Regions from separate parts of the Homo sapiens genome. Here region 2 is linked to region 1. A link is a loop called in an ENCODE intact Hi-C map of the cell type or tissue named here. Cell type or tissue: ascending aorta. All regions are shown on one strand. Region 1 overlaps CELF1 (CUGBP Elav-like family member 1). Region 2 holds the start of PTPMT1 (protein tyrosine phosphatase mitochondrial 1).

Region 1 (2,500 bases):
AAGGACACATCACCCTCCCCAACAATCAGTAACTCTGAAGACATCAGTTCTTCTCAAACAGTTTAATAGCAAATAAACAAAGGAAGGTACCACACTTGGCAGATACAAAATGACTTTTTGTCCATGTGTCTGTGCAATTAAAACAGATTTAGGTTCCCCATTGGGACAAAAGGAAAAACACACAAAAAAAGGAAGGAGATTCCTTTGAAACACATACTCCCTTGCTCCAAACTTATAACAATTTTTTTTTCTTTTTAAATTCACTACACAAACTCTGTGATTAGGTAAGAAAAGCGACGAGGGCTCTCCTTGCCTTTTTTTAAACCATTAAAGTAAAATCCATAATTTTCTACAGAGTACAACACAAGTTCACACAAAAAAGACATTTTCTTTTGCAAATCAAAACAGGAAAGAAAGGAAAAGCTCAAACAAGATAAAGGAAAAGCATTTCTACGGCTGAATCACGACTGAGTTGATTGAATCCCGTTGTTGCTGCAGAACAGACTGTGCGTTTGGTCATAGTGGCAATTTTTTTTTCTCTTCACATTGTGAAATCACTTTACATTGTTTTCTAGTAGAAAAGGCAAAAAACTGTACAAAACCCCTAGTGTTAAATACAACGTTTGTACCAATAAAAAACTCACACAGGTTTGTCTCCAAAATGTAAAGTTTCTTTTTTTTTTTCTTTTTAAATTATTCACAAAAAGCAGCTGGAAATCAGAAAGGCAGCTGCCGCTCCAGGGTCTCAAATCCATTAAAACCACCACAGAACAATTAAAACAATCAGAGAGAGAAAAGGAAAAGGAAACAACGTCCAACATTTGGCATTTGGTTTTATCCACAGGTTTTCCCAGAGCTCCTCTTGGAATTGAAAGCAAAATATATTGGCAAACACTGCTTCTCAATACACAGGAAGGGGAGCCTCAGTGCCTCCTGCCAACAGAGGCGGCTCTGTGCAGTCAGACTGTGGGGTGCACAGCAGTCTCTCAGGCTGGGGTTTCTGGCCTCTTTCCATCCAATCACCCCTTCCAGGAAATTCAGCAGCCTACCAGACACTGGGCCTCTGCCTGGCTGCCCTTTCCCCCAGGCAGAGCGGCCTTGGGCATAATACCAGGCAACCTGCCAGCCCCAGAGCAGAAACCCTGCTGGGATCCCTTCCTTCATCAACCTTGGTGTGGAGGATGCTCAATAGCGCTTCCACCTCCCCCTCCCCAGCCCCTAGCTACATCTCTCCACCCTTCCCTGGACAGTCCTACTTCCCAGCTCACCCACCCACCAGCAGCTTAAGTCTGGGTGGGATCTATCATCAGCTCCTCCCCCTGTAACCTCTTCCCTCCACAGATCCACCCTGTGCTCCTCTCCTCACCTCTCCCCCTCCACTCACATTCTTACTCAAGTCTCCAAGACCCTGAGGCTGGATGGTGCCACAAGAGAGGAGGGTCAGTTTCCCTCAGGGAACCAAAAAACTGGCTTGCTTGGCACCCAGGGACAGTAGCTGTTTGGCTCTCCACCCAATTAAAAAAACAAATCCCTGCCCTTTCCCCCACCCCACTAGCTAAGCAAGAGCAGAGCTGTGATGAAGAGCCAGTGCCGGGTGGCTGGTGCCCAGGGCTGTAAACAGTGTGAAGACTGTAGTATTGTGCTTGTCACCTAGGAAAAGCGCCAGCAGGTGAATTGCCGCTTGGTGTGCAGATGGCCTCCTACGGGTGATTGGGAGCGCCCTCCTTCCTCCAGGTGCTCACTGCCCCTAATGTGCTAAATAAGCCTCTTACCCACCTGCTGCCACCTTCTAGGCTCTACCTCTGCTTCTCGTGTCTCTCCAGGCCCCCTTCCCACCCTCTCTGAGCAAAGCAGCCAGCCTCCCGGAAGCCCCGGTAAGACCTGGAGGCCACACGAAGTGACAGTCTAAGTGCACAGGCAAACGCTCTAAGGGCAATAGAGGAGAAAGTTGCCACTTCAAAATTAAACAATACAATCTTGAAAAAAATAATCAACCCTACAACAATTTAAAACAGCTTCTTTGAAACCCTTTTAAATCGATCAGTTTTTGCACAAACTATAGAAAACAGAGAGGTGAAGGTGATATATACGAAGGTGTGAAGAAACAGCAGGAAACATGCAAAACTTTTTTCTGGGCATAATCTTAGTAGGAAAGGAAAAAATTCAAAACAAAAACACAAAAACAATACAAAAACAAAAACAACAACAAAAAAATCAAAGCATCACATTTTGCTGTGGAGACTGTTGGAACAAGCATGGGGCTGAGGGGAAGGGGCAGGCGGGATATCCAGGACTCCCCAGAGTCGCTCCAGGGAAGAACCACAAAAGAAAAAGAAAAAGAAAAAGGGCTGGCTGGGGCCCAAAGTGCAGCCTGCGGTCAAAAAGGAAAGGGGGTTCAGGTGCTCTCCGCAGTTGAGAACTCAGAAGAAAAACAAAAGAAAGAACAATACATGCGGTCTCCTCAAGCCCCACAGACTGTATCAGCAAAATGTGCTCAGGA
Region 2 (2,500 bases), 98 kb after region 1:
TGAAACCCCATCTCTACTAAAAATACAAAAAAAAAAAAAAAAAAAAAAAGAAAGCCGGGCGCGGTGGCTCATGCCTGTAATCCTGGCACTTTGGGAGGCCAGGGGGATGGATCACCTGAGGTCAGGAGTTTGAGACCAGCCTGGTCAACATGTTGAAGCCATCTCACTAAAAATACAAAACTTAGCTGGGCGTGGTGACATGTACCTGTAATCCCAGCTACTCGGGAGGCTGAGGCAGGAGAATTGCTTGAACCTGGGAGGCAGAGGTTGCAGTGTGCTGAGATCACGCCATTGCACTGCAGCTTGGGTGACAATAGTGAAACTCTGTCTCAAAAACAAAAAACAAAAAACAAAAACTCCACCAGATGCTTGGGCCGGGTGCAGTGGCTCATGCCTGTAATGCCAGCACTTTGGGAGGCTGAGGTGGGCGGATCACCTTAGGTTCGAGACCAGCCTGGCTGACAAGGTGAAACCTCGTCTCTACTAAAAACAAAAGTTAGCTGGGTGTGGTGGCATGCACCTGTAATCCCAGCTACTCAGGAGGCTGAGGCAGGAGAATCGTTTGAACCCGGGAGGCGGAGGTTGCAGTGAGCTGAGATCTTGCGACTGCCCTCTAGCCTGGGCAACAGAGTGAGACTCCGTCTCAAAACAAACAAACAAAAAGTAAATAGCTGGCATTACAACCATTCTTCTTACCTTTTTGTAGGTTGCAGGTTTTATATTTGAGCTCTTCATAATATTTTTCTTAAGGATATATTAATATAATGTATATTTTCCTATTTTTTCCTGCTATGTAAACACTGCTGTTTGGTCAGATGAAGGAGGGAGCCCTGCCCTAGGACAGGGGAGGGGAGGAGGAAGGCGACCTCAACCCAGGACCCCTGTTCACCCTGGGATCAGGCCCTCACCCAGGTAGCTCCTCTGTTTGAAAGCTCTAAGCCCTTCCACTGTCCTCTTCAGGGCTACCCCGCCACACAGCCTCTCCTTGTCTTGTCTTCCCTTTGGCGGGGTCACACCCGCACCTGGGTCACTGCCCCCTTCCTCTGGTCGAGGGTTGGGGGGAGTGTCCCCTCCTCCCTCGGCCGGAGTCACAGTTCCACACGCAGGGGTCCTTCCTGCCCCTCTCACCTGGGGTCACAACCCCCCTCCCTCGGAGGAGGGAGGTCACCGGCCACAGGCGGGGGCCTCAGTTTCCCACGCTACAGGGCTCACACGTGTCTGGCCTGCGACGCGCTCTCCCTTCGCCGGGGTCCCAGTTTCCCGCCCAGGAAACCTCGGTCCCTCCTCCGAGGCCGCCGGGCCCTCCTCCAGAGTCCCGCCAGTCCCCCAGAGTCCAGGCCAGTCCCCGCCGTCACCCGGTGCGAGCCCGCGAGAGGCCTAGTGCAGCTGGCAGCCCCGCCCCGGCACCCGCCTGCTCTTCTCGCGGGTCCGGACCGCGAGCGCGGGGGCCGACGGGTCGCCGCTGCGCCGGGCCGGGATGGCGGCCACCGCGCTGCTGGAGGCCGGCCTGGCGCGGGTGCTCTTCTACCCGACGCTGCTCTACACCCTGTTCCGCGGGAAGGTGCCGGGTCGGGCGCACCGGGACTGGTACCACCGCATCGACCCCACCGTGCTGCTGGGCGCGCTGCCGTTGCGGAGCTTGACGCGCCAGGTGAGCCGGGCCGGGGAGCCCGGGCCCCTGCCCCGTCCCCGCCGCTCCGTCCCTGTCGGGCCGCTGGGGTCTCCACCGTCTTTGCTGAGCCACCTCTTTGCCTCGGCAGCTGGTACAGGACGAGAACGTGCGCGGGGTGATCACCATGAACGAGGAGTACGAGACGAGGTTCCTGTGCAACTCTTCACAGGTGAGGGACCGGGCCGAGGGGCAGGCTCGGGGGCCCGCTCCCCCTCGCCCACCGCCCTGAGCCTGGGACGGCTAGAGAAGTGTGGGGGAGGTCACCATGCACCGGAGCCAGGTGTCTCAAGCTGCTTTGCCTCCGGTCTGTGCCTCTAAATGGCACCTGGAGGTAGGCTAGAAGCTGTGAAAGGCGTTTATTTAAAAGTTCAAGTTGGGCCGGGCGCGGGGACTCACGCCTGTAATCCCAGCACTTTGGGAGGCGGGAGGAGGAGGCGGGCAGATCACTTGAGCCCAGGAGTTCCTGACCAGCCTGGGCAACATGGCGAGGCCCCCGTCCCTACAAAAATACAAAAAGTAGCCGGGAGTGGTGGCGTGCGCCTGTACTCCCAGCTACTTGGGAGGCTAAGGCAGGAGAATCACTTTAGCCCGGGAGGTGGAGGTTGCAGTGAGCCGACATCTCGCCATTGCATTCCAGCCCAGCCTTGGGCGACAGGAGTGAAACAATGTCTCAAAAAAAAAAAAAAAAAAAGTGGAAGTTGACAAAGCCTGATTTCTCCTTTGTGAACAAATGTAATGTATTCTTATTTCGGTAACCAAAATCAGAAACTAAAATTGAAAGGCAACTTTCCCATGCCTTCCTGATTTCATTCATTCTTTCTATACTTT

What was found. Hi-C counts contacts between places; a loop is a spot of excess contacts. Peaks named below come from ENCODE experiments on the same cell type or tissue, not always from the same donor. Only the 100,000 strongest peaks of a DNase experiment are listed, where the experiment ranks them.
Region 2: it touches region 1 in a loop (2.3-fold over the local background); 24 of 110 quality-filtered maps call a loop at or near these places.

What each region holds. Positions count from the first base shown.
Region 1 is chr11:47,465,890-47,468,389 of GRCh38, forward strand. CELF1 (CUGBP Elav-like family member 1) reads right to left here. Exons shown (of 15, transcript NM_001376376.1): 15 at 48-2,500. Among named protein-coding and RNA genes, the nearest start is that of RAPSN, 18 kb to the left of the region's middle. In ascending aorta, no CTCF peak of the experiment used is centred here; a DNase peak (open chromatin) is centred at 1,117; H3K27ac peaks cover 1,815 bases.
Region 2 is chr11:47,564,146-47,566,645 of GRCh38, forward strand. It overlaps PTPMT1 (protein tyrosine phosphatase mitochondrial 1), which reads left to right and starts at 1,454. Exons shown (of 4, transcript NM_175732.3): 1 at 1,454-1,651; 2 at 1,761-1,841. The coding sequence starts at 1,478. It also overlaps a transcript of CELF1 not described here. RefSeq lists enhancers at 965-1,465, 1,466-1,966 and silencers at 1,276-1,755, 1,886-1,965. In ascending aorta, no CTCF peak of the experiment used is centred here; a DNase peak (open chromatin) is centred at 1,366; H3K4me3 peaks cover 2,047 bases; H3K27ac peaks cover 1,660 bases.